Regions from separate parts of the Homo sapiens genome. Here all the other regions are linked to region 1. The links are chromatin contacts, found by Hi-C or POLR2A ChIA-PET in ENCODE. All regions are on one chromosome and are shown on one strand. The core of a region is the stretch at or near the end of the contact, and the rest is flanking DNA. Distances in the headings are between cores, read along the strand shown. Region 1 overlaps AOPEP (aminopeptidase O (putative)). Region 2 has its middle 30 kb from the start of FBP1. Region 3 overlaps AOPEP (aminopeptidase O (putative)). Region 4 overlaps AOPEP (aminopeptidase O (putative)).

The links. A loop is a pair of places that touch in the nucleus more often than their neighbours do. ChIA-PET counts read pairs that join two places held with the same protein, here RNA polymerase II (POLR2A). Pooled maps may share reads with other maps.
Region 2: a loop to region 1 is called in a map of PC-9, with 8 times the contacts of the local background. The contact joins two enhancer-like sites. A Hi-C loop is called at or near these places in 9 of 168 maps with a recorded cell type or tissue (Caco-2, K562, PC-3 and 6 more), 2 of 37 single-sample maps with no recorded cell type and 13 of 50 pooled maps. POLR2A ChIA-PET finds 5 or more read pairs at or near these places in 2 of 52 experiments (Caco-2 and HEK293).
Region 3: a loop to region 1 is called in a map of HepG2, with 2.7 times the contacts of the local background. The contact joins two enhancer-like sites. A Hi-C loop is called at or near these places in 7 of 168 maps with a recorded cell type or tissue (Caco-2, HepG2, aorta and 4 more) and 4 of 50 pooled maps. POLR2A ChIA-PET finds 5 or more read pairs at or near these places in 4 of 52 experiments (A673, Caco-2 and activated T-cell).
Region 4: a loop to region 1 is called in a pooled map, with 3 times the contacts of the local background. The contact joins two enhancer-like sites. A Hi-C loop is called at or near these places in 7 of 168 maps with a recorded cell type or tissue (PC-9, cardiac septum, heart left ventricle and 2 more) and 11 of 50 pooled maps. POLR2A ChIA-PET finds 5 or more read pairs at or near these places in 3 of 52 experiments (A549, BJ and MCF 10A).

Annotation. Positions count from the first base shown.
Region 1 is chr9:94,781,996-94,784,883 of GRCh38, forward strand. All of the region lies in intron 3 of AOPEP (aminopeptidase O (putative)), which reads left to right. Among named protein-coding and RNA genes, the nearest start is that of MIR2278, 27 kb to the right of the region's middle. Within about 2 kb of position 1,261, at least 17 of the 41 ENCODE cell types and tissues checked have a DNase peak (open chromatin) inside an H3K27ac peak, as active enhancers do; they include PC-9, where a contact is called at or near this core.
Region 2 is chr9:94,668,086-94,671,158 of GRCh38, forward strand. No RefSeq gene overlaps it. Among named protein-coding and RNA genes, the nearest start is that of FBP1, 30 kb to the left of the region's middle. RefSeq lists an enhancer at 1,015-1,154 and a silencer at 1,142-1,436. Within about 2 kb of position 1,311, at least 13 of the 41 ENCODE cell types and tissues checked have a DNase peak (open chromatin) inside an H3K27ac peak, as active enhancers do; they include PC-9, where a contact is called at or near this core.
Region 3 is chr9:94,846,232-94,849,120 of GRCh38, forward strand. The region is part of intron 5 of AOPEP (aminopeptidase O (putative)); the gene reads left to right. Among named protein-coding and RNA genes, the nearest start is that of MIR2278, 38 kb to the left of the region's middle. Within about 2 kb of position 1,425, at least 2 of the 41 ENCODE cell types and tissues checked have a DNase peak (open chromatin) inside an H3K27ac peak, as active enhancers do.
Region 4 is chr9:94,880,713-94,883,710 of GRCh38, forward strand. All of the region lies in intron 5 of AOPEP (aminopeptidase O (putative)), which reads left to right. Among named protein-coding and RNA genes, the nearest start is that of AOPEP-AS1, 63 kb to the right of the region's middle. Within about 2 kb of position 1,404, at least 3 of the 41 ENCODE cell types and tissues checked have a DNase peak (open chromatin) inside an H3K27ac peak, as active enhancers do.

The DNA.
Region 1 (2,888 bases), core at 11-2,510:
CCTGCCTAACACAGTGAAATGCCGTCTCTACTAAAAATACAAAAAAAATTAGCCGGGCGTGGTGGCAGGCGCGTGTAATCCCAGCTACTTGGGCTGAGGCAGGAGAATTGCTTGAACCCGGGAGGCGGAGGTTGCAGTGAGCCAAGATCGTGCCACTGCACTCCAGCCTGGGCGACAGAGTGAGACTCCGTCTCAAAAAAAAAAGAAACAAAAAAAGAAAAAGAAAATACTCTGCTTCTGTTTTTTGTGGGAAGCCTCAAGTAAATGAAGAAGACTGCCTAATGGAAGCTCCTTCCAGATGAAGGAGAAAAAGCATATGAACAAGTGAAAGGTGTTAAAAACTACATGTGCCCTTGCATAGGATCTGATTTCATTTTTTAGTGCAAAAGTAAGACTGTAGACATTACTTCATTCTGGGCAAAATGCTACTCTCTGGCCTGCCCAATAGACTAGCTCTCTGACATTCTCTTTCTTTTGACTTTGTGTGGGAAATTCCAGGAAAAAGCCAAGATCTGAGAGTCCAGACCCTCCTGTGTGCAACTGAAAGCCAACTTTTCAAATGAGCAGTACTATTTAGACTGCTCCCATAGTATGCAACCAGGAATTACGTATGAGGAAATGGTAAATTAAGAGGCATTTAGGAATGGTTATGATTAAGTATTTTCCTCACAAAGAAAGAATGCAAAGTAGAGAAAGCTCCTTGTTTCTAGAACTAGGGAAACTTTATTCCACGCCAGTACACATACATTCCTATGTTTTTAAGGGTAAACGTATTAATCTTTTCCCATTAGAAAGATGCCGGTGAGCCAGTAATTTCTAAATCTGTGTCAGTTAATTCTTTTGTTTTGTGATTTGTTGTTGACTAGTTCTTGCTTACCCTCCTGGCACTGCGCTTACTGTACACGACATATGTGAAAGTCATCATGGTTTCTTTCAGACATTGATGATTCTGGCAGGCATGTATATACCAGTTCTCATTGCTGTGGATTTTTGTCTTGGACTTGACATTCATGAATGTTCCATGTGAGTAAAGCACTCAAGTTTACCTGTGACCACCTGGAGCAGTATGATTTGGTGTCCAGTTAGCTGATCCAGCTTAAGGGGAACTGGGTCACCTGCATTGAAGGTCAGAGTGGCCGGTGAGACTTGAATAACAAGCCTGGTGGGGCATATTCCTTTAGGTATCCCGTTAGCCAACAAGGAAAACCTATAGAGGCGCTTGTGTTCAGCAGATGGCGCTCTTTTACCTAGTTCACAAGAATGATCTTGAAGGTCATTCTCTCTTGCCTCTCCTGTGCCTGAGGCGGTACCATGTTGCAGGCAAGGAAAACCGAAGCCTTGCTGGGTAGCATCAGTGCTTGCAAAGTGGTGGCCTGACCTGGCACATTGCCCTGGTTAGGCAATGCTGGTGCCCAGGGCGTCTTACTGTCTCGTTTGTTCTGGTGCCAGTTACAACCCTTGAGCAACTGCGGAGAAGAACTAACAAGAGACAGTCACGCTATGGGTATTCACGAGGGTGGCACTCACTTAGAAAACTGGAAGGTGTAGACGCGGCATCTGCAAAGTCCTGACAGAAAGCTAGTTTGCTGAAAGACCCAAGCAGTGGAGAAGGAGGCCAGGAGGGGAAGAGCAGCCAAAATGGGGAGCTCTCTCTCCTTTTCGTGAATGTATTATATTTATTGTACAGATGTATGTATATTATATATTTAAAATATATGATATATACATTCTCTATAGTATGTCTGTATACACTTATAAGTGTACATGTTTCTGAATATACATATTCCTGTAAACATTGTTAGGCATCTTTAATTTGTGATACAAAGATGTTCCAAAGTAATCATAACATATATAATAGTTTGGATAGGAATTGCTGAAATAAGGAATTGTGGTTAGAGAAAGAAACAATTTTGAGGTAGCAAAGTAGCAGGGGCTACTGAAGGATTGAGGAAAGAAAGATTATATGTTAAATAAAAGCACGTATCAATTTGATATTTCCGAATGCTTCATGCTGTTTGTCTAACCTATAGTGGAGAGGTTGAAAAAGTAAAATGGATGGTTTTCATAGGAAGAATTTAAGTGCCTGTTTTAATTTGCAGTGAAAACAATAACTCTTTAATATGAGAAGTTCCATGAGATGCTTAACTTGGCAGAGCTATGATCTAACTTAGCCTCTGCACAAGCAGAGTGGTTATGTGTGTGTGGTTATAGCTGTGCTTTTAATTATATTAAGTGAGTTTATCCAAGACTCACCTACTAATAGGACACTGACTTTTCATAAATTTCTTATTTAATTTACTATTGGTAGGCATGACTGATGTGTAAAAATGACTACCGTATCTTGATTTTTCTTCTCTTAAAATTTTTTATGAAAAATGATTATCTCAGCTAAGTTTCTCACAGGTTTAGTATAAAAAGTTCTCTCTCCTCTCATGAACTGACTACTCCTTCATGTTCTTCCTTTTTCCCTCTTCACTGAGAATTATTCTTCCTCCTGTGGAAAATAGAATCTTCAAAACTATTCACAGGACAGTTTTTAGAAGTCATTGAAAAAATAATTAAGATAACTGTTTTAACACTCTTTAGTTATGATACTTATTTTCAAAATTAAATTTTATTTATTTTTATTTTTATTTTGGAGATGGAGTTTCACTCTGTCGCCCAGGCTGGAGTACAGTGGTGCAATCTTGGCCCACTGCAACCTCTGCCTCTTGGGTTCAAGTGATTCTCCTGCTTCAGCCTCCTGAGTAGCTAGGATTACAGGTGCCCACCACCACGCCTGGCTAATTTTTGTATTTTTAGTAGAGTCAGGGTTTCACCCATGTTGGCCAGGCTGGTCTTGAACTCTGGACCTCAGGTGATCCTCTCGCCTTGGCCTCCCAAAGTGC
Region 2 (3,073 bases), core at 61-2,560, 110 kb before region 1:
GACCAGCCTGACCAACATGGAGAAACCCTGTCTCTACTAAAAATACAAAATTATCCCGGCGTGGTGGTGGGTGCCTGTAATCCCAGGTACTCAGGAGGCTGAGGCTTGAGAATCACTTGAACACAGGGGGCAGAGTTTGCAGTGAGCCGAGATGGCACCACTTCACTCCAGCCTAGGGGAAAGAGCTAAACTCTGTCTCAAAAAAAAAGAAAAAAGAAAAAAAAGAAAAGTAATTCACCTGTTTTTCCACTTAGGGACTCTTTCTGTTTTAGGAGGATGAGATTTTTGAATGTTAACTAATGTCCCCCTTTTTTTATATTTTAATTGTGAAACATACGTAGAAGTTCATAAAACAAAATGCACTATTTAAAGGAAAATGAAAAGTTCAAGGAATGGAATGATGCCAGTCTCCTGGTATCCTTTTTCTGACTCGCCACCCAGAGGTAATCATTACCCTGACTTTTATGGCAATAATATCCTTGCTTTTCTTGGTAGTGTTACTGTCCAGCTATAATCTCCTCAGTAAAGTAGTTGTGCCTGTTTTTGAACTTTATGTACATGAACGCATGCTGTATATTCTTTTGTTCAAGGTTATCTGGTTGTTGTGTGGTGTGTGTGTCTATGGCTCATTCATTTTCATTGCTGTGTGGTACTCGACTGAGATGCTCTTTGATATTTTCTCCTGCTCCCTGCCCTTCCCTAATCAAATAGACCTTCTGCCTCCATGTCCCAGGGATGGCAATATAACCACAGAAAATCAAATTAAAATTATTTATTATTATTTCAAAAGCCCACATCCTCACGGATTTAAACGAGATTTATAGCAGGATTTCTCAACCTCCACCCTATTGACGTTAGACCTAATAATTCATTTGTTGTGGGGATGTCCTGTTCAGTGCAGGATGTTTAGCAGCTTCCCTGGGCTCTACCACTAGGTGCCAGTAGCATCCACGGCCCTCCAGTTGTGAGAACCAAAATGTCTCCAGATATTATTGCCAAACATCCCCAGGGAGGCAAAGTCACCCCAGATGAGAGCCACTGTGAGAAGAAGGAAAGGAAAAAATCAGTTGGGGAAAATGCAGACTGCAGAAGCAACCTGCCTGAAAAGTTACAGCAACAGGCAAAAATGAAACAACCTTGGGGAAAAAAAAAAACAAAAAACCTCAGGCTGCACCTGCGCACAGATAAGCAACTTAGTGAGCTCCCAGGAAAAAAGTTTCTTCCCTTTTTTCAGGCATATATACGGTGGAAACTTGCACAGATGGGGAGGGGGCTTACCTAAAACAAACCCACAGTTAATACAAACTAGAAAAGCAGAATTCGTGATGGCCTAGAGACATACCCACGGCTGCGTAACAGAAGGGGAATTGCACAGACAGCTTTACTGATAAGAGAAGTGACTCAAACTGCTAGAGATAAGAGTTTCTGATAAAAGCTTTTGAACTCAGCTGTAACCCCGCAATCCACTCGGAATCCTCTCTCCTCTGCAGAGAGCGTTTTTTCTGTCACTTTTTTTTTCTTTTTCCTTTTTTTTTTTTTTTTTTTTTTGAGATGGAGTCTCTCTCTGTCGCCCAGGCTAGGGTGCAGTGCCGCAGTCTCGGCTCACTGCAAGCTCCGCCCCCCGGGCTCACGCCATTCTCCCGCGTCAGCCTCCCGAGTAGCTGGGACTACAGGCGCCCGCCACCTCGCCCGGCTAATTTTTTTGTTTTTGTTTTTGTATTTTCAGTAGAGACGGGGTTTCACTGTGTTAGCCAGGATGGTCTCGATCTCCTAACTTTGTGATCTGCCCTCCTCGGCCTCCCAAAGTGCTTTTTTTTTTTTTTTTTTTTTGGAGACAAGAGTCTCGCTCTGTTGCCCAGGCTGGAGTGCAGTGGTGCAATCTCGTCTCTACTCCAATAGAAATGTAATTGGTTTTTGTATATTGATCCTGTATCCTGCAAACTTGTACTTGTTACTAGCTCTAATAGGTTTTTTTGGTTTGTCTTTGTGTGTTCTTTGGATTTTCTATATACAAAACCATGTCATCTGCAGATGCAAAGAATTTTGCTTCTTCCTTACCAATCTGGGTTCCCTTTATTTCTTTTTCTTGACTAATTGTTCTGGTTTTATTTTTTTTTTAACAATTTTCTCTTAAGCTTCTCTTCTGCCAAGCCATGGAATCATGTTAGTAGTCAGTTTGGGATCTTCCCTGCTTTCCTGGAGTTGTGTCTAATTTTTTTTTTTTTTTTTTTTTTTTGAGGCAGAGTCTAGCTCTGTCGCCCAGGCTGGAGTGCAGTGGTGCGATCTCGGCGCACTGCAACCGCCGACTCCCGGGTTCAAGCGATTCCCCTGCCTCAGCCTCTGGAGTAGCTGGGATTACAGGCGCCTGCCACCATGCCCAGCTAATTTTTTGTATTTTTTAGTAGAGATGGGGGGCTGGGCGCGGTGGTTCACGCCTGTAATCCCAGCACTTTGGGAGGCTGAGGCGGGCGGATCAGCTGAAGTCAGGAGTTCGAGATCAGCCTGGGCAACACGGTGAAACCCCATCTCTACTAAAAATACAAAATCAGCCGGGCATGGTGACACATGCCTGTAATCCCAGCTACTCAGGAGGCTGAGGCAGGAAATCGCTTGAACCTGGGAGGCGGAGGATGTGGTGAGCCGAGATCGCGCCATTGCACTGCAGCCTGGGCAACAAGAGTAAATCTCCGTCTCACCAAAAAAAAACAAAGAAAACAAAAAAGGAAAGAAATTAAGAAAACAATCCAATTCAATTAACAATAACATCCAAAAGAATGAGATATTGAATAAATTTAACAAAAGAAATGTGAGTCTTGGCCGGGCATGGTGGCTCACACCTGTACTCCCAGCACTTTAGGTGGCCGAGGCAGGCGGATAACGAGGTCAGGAGATCAAGACCCTCCTGGTTAACACAGTGAAACCCCATCTCTACTGAAAATACAAAAAATTAGCCAATGGCCGGGCATGGTGGCTAACGCCTGTAATCCCAGCACTTTGGGAGGACGAGGCGGGCAGATCACAAGGTCAGGAGGTCGAGACCACGGTGAAACCCCGTCTCTACCAAAAATACAAA
Region 3 (2,889 bases), core at 175-2,674, 64 kb after region 1:
AGCACAACGTGGAAGGAGGTGGAAAGAAGATCAGTGGTGTGCGGACTGAGCTGTGGTGTCAGGAATATCAGCTGCTGAGAAGTGGAAGTTATGAGGACTGAGGGTGGACTGTGGGATTTGGTTCAGTGGGGGTCACTGGTGACCTGGAAGAAGGCAATTGTGATAGAATATTGGGAAAAGAAGTTTAACTGGAGTGAGTTGAGAGAAGGTGGGGCAAGAAAGTTGAGACATCAAGTACAGGCAGCTCTTTCAGGGAGTCCTACTGTAAAATTAAAGAAATAGGGAAATTGCTGGAGAAGGATGTGAAGCCAAGTGAGGATGTTTTAAGGGAACAGTCTATCAGAGCACATTTGTGTGCTGAAGAGAATAACCTGGGCAAAGAGAAAGAAGCTGGCTGGGCATGGTGGCTCACGCCCGTAATCCTAGCACTTTCCAAGGCCGAGGTGGTGGGAGGATTGCTTGAACCCAGGAGTTCAAGATCATCTTGGAAAACAAAGTGAGACTCCATCTTTACAAAAATTTTAAAAAGTTAGCTTGCGATGGTGGTGTGTACATGTGTTCTCAGCTACTTGGGAGGCTCAGGTGTGAGGATCACTTCAGCCCAGAAGGTTGAGGCTGCAGTGAGCCAGGGATGGCGCCACTGCTCTCCAGCCTGGGTGACAGAGCAAGACTCTGTCTCTGAATGAATGAATGAATGAATGAAGCTGATGAGAATGGAGCGGATAGTGGATGATTGCAGTGACCATATTTATTGAGGTGGTGGGAGGGTGGGGATCTACAATAGGAGTAAAGTGGGTCTTTGATGAGCACACAGAAGGTTTACCCACTATCAAAGATGGGGAGGCACATGTGGAGGTGGCTGCAGGGAGGTTGGTAGATTTGGTGGTTCCCTTTGTACACACACACACACACACACACACACTCTCTCTGTCTCTCTCTCTCTCTCTCTGTCTCTGTCTCTCTCTCTCTCTCCACACATCCCCACCCTCCCACCATGCCTGCAGTGCAGGGTACAAGGAGGAAATGATGGGCTGTGAAGCTGGAAGGGTGGGTGGGGAATGGATATTGTGGAGAAGCTCTTCCATTCACCTAAGGAGTTTGGATCTCATTCTTGGGCAGAGGGGAGCCCTGGTGGCTAGTAATTATGGGAAGAGCCTGATCTTCTGTGGGATGTGGAGGCAGCAGGAACTCCAGTGGGGCAGGGCTGGTTGGGAAAACCTGGGGCACAGAGGCTGCTGCCAGGGCCAGGTGAACTCTACTTCTTTATTCTGTCAATACGTTGTTAACACGTACTTTTCTGAAATTGAATAGATTCTTATAGATGATTGAAGAAAATCAAATTAATTCAAGTAGTCATGAAGCAGAACTATGTTAGCTGCCAGGCAAGCAGCTGATTTCCTTTAATAAGATGAATCATTAATGGGTTGGGAGATTTAGGCCTTCGTGTGCAGTAAGGGAGGAAACAGATATGAGTGGGAGAAAATGTGAGGTATTTTGGAACCACAACAATCCTGTTAGTTACTCTTAATACCCTTAGACCTTCTGTAGGCACTGTTGATATCTTTTAACAGATGAAGGAGGAGAGTCCAGGGCATTTCAGTCACTGCTCATAGCACCCAGAAAATCAGTTGGTAGACCTAGGATTTAAATGGTGTTCTTGAATTTCTAGTTCTTTACTTGGTCCTTGGACTGAAGCAAAGTGAGAAATCTTGGCGATAAACCACCTGCAGGACTGGGGACATATCACTTAGGCTTTAATGTTCAGGTCCACACTATTTCACAAAATTTCTACAATCTAAAGTGGGGATTACTTGGCTACCAGCATCAGGGGAAATGTGACACTGCAGTTACTTATTAGATTCTCATTTTAAGGCCCTCTGTGGAAGAGAGGATCTCACCAGCATATACTTGGTTAATAAGTAAAACATGGATCTTGGGCCAGTGCAGTGGCTCACACCTGTAATCCATCCCAGCACTTTGGGAGGCCAAGGCGGGCGGGTCACAAGGTCAGGAGGTCGAGACCATCCTGGCTAACACGGTGAAACCCCATCTGTACTAAAAATACAAAAAATTAGCAGGGCATGGTGGCAGGTGCCTAGAGTCCCAGCTACTCAGGAGGCTGAGGCAGGAGAATGGCATGAACCCGGGAGGCGGATCTTGTAGTGAGCTGAGATTACACCACTGCACTCCAGCCTGGGCGACGGAGCGAGACTCCGTCTCAAAAAAAAAAAAAAAAAAAAAATTAGCCAGGCATGGTGGTGCATGCTGTAGTCCCAGCTACTTGGGAGGCTGAAGCAGGAGAATCGCTTGAACCCGGGAGGCAGAAGTTGCAGTGAGCCAAGATCACGCCACTGCACCCCAGCCTGGGTGACAGAGGGAGATTCCCACTCAAACAAACAAACAAACAAACAAACCAAAAACAAAAAAACAAAAAAAAAACATGGAGCTTGACTCGGAGATGGTTGTAACTGCTGCACTTCCTCTCCTGTGAATGCCCTACCAAGCTAATAGCCCAGGTAAAAGGGGAAAGCATTATTATAGTGAAGTCTAAACATTTTATTTTGTTTTATTTTTTGAGATGGAGTTTCGCCCTTGTCACCCAGGCTGGAGTGCAATGGCACTGCAGCCTCCACTTCCTGGGTTCAAGCGATTCTCCTGCCTCAGCCTCCCACGTAGCTGGGATTACAGGCATGCATCACCACACCCAGCTAATTTTCTTGGTATTTTTAGTAGAGACGGGTTTTACCATGTTGGCCACGCTGGTCACAAACTCCTGACCTCAGGCGATCCACTCGCCTCGGCCTCCCAAAATGCTGGGATTAGAGGCGTGAGCCACCACACCCGGCCAAGTCTAAATATTTTAAGAGGCATCCTGAGTTCAGAAATGCT
Region 4 (2,998 bases), core at 154-2,653, 99 kb after region 1:
TTTTTAAATATTTACTGACGTGTCCTTAACTATATGACAAGCTTGGGTGGGAGCAAAAAGCTCTGCCAGCTGAGCGGACTTAAATTGAGGAAGAGTTCCCTTCTCTATTAACTCATTTTGGGCAGTAACAACATACCCTGCCTGATATTTTCCTTCTGAGACTTTGGCATAGGACCCACGAACAAAAAGTATCAACTCAGGATTATCCAATGGAGCATCTCATAAATCAACACAAGGGGCTACTAGTTTGGATACTACACCTACACAATTGTGATCTTTACCACAGTCAGTCAGAGGTAATGGAGTAGCAGGGTTAAGTAGGTTTTAGATGGAGTAGCATTTTAGATGGAGGTCAGAAGGAGGCAGGAGAAAATTTCATAAGATCATAAGATGTTAGTTTTCTTGCTGAAAAATGCTGAGCTTGGTTGGAATTTAATAGACTTTCCACAGCATGTGGAATTTGCAAATTAAGTTCATTCCCTAAAACCAGCTCAGATGAAACTTGTAGCAACTTGGTGGCTGCTGCTGCTTCTATTTTTTTTTTTTTTTTAAGACACAGGATCTGTCTTAGGCTTCCTTTAGTGGTGAAACAGTGTGGCCTAATGGGAGGAGGCTTATTGGTAGACTAACAGAGAAGCAGACAACTCTTTTCCAGTGTCCTGCTTATTTGCAAGGAAGGCAGACATCTCGGGGAAAAGAATTTCTTGTTCTAGGATCTATCTCTTGGTTGTGATTTAAAATAAAAAAGAAGGTTCCTTTGGTCTCAGCCCCTGTAACTGTTGTAATTGGTGAGACATAAGCTTGGTAGTCTTTTGGGTTTTTTCTTGCTCCAGAGTCCTCTCAAAATGTTCAGCTAAGGCCACCAATTCAGTCATGTCTGTAACTTCCCATCCAGGTTTATGTTTTTTTAATTAAACTGCTAAGTTTGGGACAGAGTCCATTTATAAATAGAGTAGTTGATGCAGTTCCTGCAGGAAATATTCCTTGCTGTTATTTTGAGCCCCAAATGCTTCACAAGCAGTGTTTCTAAGTGAGTTCTGTCGTCCGAAACTTCTTTTGTCTGTATGGTGGACCAGTCAATTTTTTTGTGTGGAAAAATCTTAGGAATTGAATCTAAAATGATTTTGGCAATGTTTCTAGCTTATTTCAGCCATTCCTGTGAGGGGGTTTTGGAGGGGTCTTTAATACCCTCCTCAGGTTGGCTCCATTCTGCAGCTGTCACTCATTTTCAAGCTTCCACAGGTCCCAGTATCATGTGAATAAACTGGTAAAGGTCAGGGAGTCCTGGATTGTAAGCTCTTATGAGTAAATTTTTGAGGACTTCCCCTTGGGCTAGGGAGTCCTTTACTATGGCTCTAAGCTCAGCTTTAGAACATGGAGTGAAGGTGGTTATGGCGGGAAGGCCTGGCTGATCACAAGCTCTTACTTTGTAAGACATCTGTCCAACTTCTCTTTTTTCGTCATCTTTAAAGGGTGAAAGGGTAATTTGACTAGAAGATTAGTGGAGCAAATTATTTAGGTAGAGATGGGTAAAGAGAGGAAACAGGGTTATTTCAGAGTACAGTCCTCTTTCGTCATGTTCTTAGTCTGTTGTTTAAAATGTTTGCTTGCTTTTTGCAAAGAATCATTTAAGGAGGCAATTTTTAATTTGTTTAGCCTTTTAGATGCCTTGCATACCAATTAAAGAACACATCTCATTGTTTTGTGGGGTTTTTAAAATCCCCTTTTTTCTAATACGCCTCCCAACTAAACAATCTTATCCAAAATAAAACTTAACTATTGGCTGGGTGGGGTGGCTCACGCCTGTAATCCCAGCACTTTGGGAGGCCAAGGCAGGTGGATCACTTGAGGTCAGGAGTTCAAGACCAGCCTGGCTAGTATGTTGAAACCCAGTCTCTACTAAAAATACAAAAATTAGCTGGATGTGGTGGTGGGAGCCTGTAATCCCAGCTCCTGGGGAGGCTGAGGCAGGAGAATCTCTTGAACGCAGAAGGCGGAAGTTGCAGTGAGCCAAGATTGTGCCATTGCATTCCAGCCTGGGCGTCGCGAGACTCCGTCTCAAAAAAACAAAGCAAAACAAAAAACAGAAAATAAAAACCAAACTTCCCTATTGTGGTCATCTTAATTCTAAGTTGTCTCCAGAAAGGTTAACCCGTTTTTCCAAAAATACGTACATTGTGGACCCATAATTTTTACGGATAAATTTAGCTGGAGTCTCAGAAGCTACAGTCTCTGATTCTTTGGATTGATATGAACACATTATCAAAAAGTTACTTATCTGAAGTCTGGGGCTTCTAAATTCAATCTGATGCTATACCCAGTGCAGTATAAATACTGCTTACATCAACTCAGGGAGCTGAGAACACAAGTCAGTGGAGCTTGGGATTTGAGAGAAAACTCACCCACAAACCTCCAGTTACAAACAAGAGAGCGCACACAATTGGCTCTGCAGGTGCCCCGCTTCGTTGCCTGCTGTTCCAAGGAGTCACTGGAATTGTACTTCACTCTTCACTTCTACTCCAGATCTGATGAAAGAAAAACTTTAGACACATTTAACAGAGTTTAATTGAGCAAGGAAAAAAATGATTTGCAAATCGAACAGCCTTCAGAATCAAAACAGATTCAGAGAAACTTTGGGGCTACCACATGAGCAGATAAGATTTATGGACCAAAAAAAGAAAAAGGAAAATGAGGTACATAAACAGCTGGACTGGTTCCAGCTTGACTTTGCCAGTATGTTAAGGGAGTTTGAACAGTTGGCTGCCTGTCAATGGTTGAAGTGTGGCTAGAGTGATGGGCTGAGGCTCAGCTTTTGTTACAGAAGAAACTCCTCAGGTTTTCAGTTTGTTACACACTAAGTTAAGTTACAATTCAGACTGAAGAACTCAAGGAAGCAAGTATTAATACCAAGGCTTTCTCAGAACAAATTTTAGTTGGATTTAACAGTATAGATCATGATGTATTAGAGTAATAAAGTTCTAAGAATAAGTACCTCTAA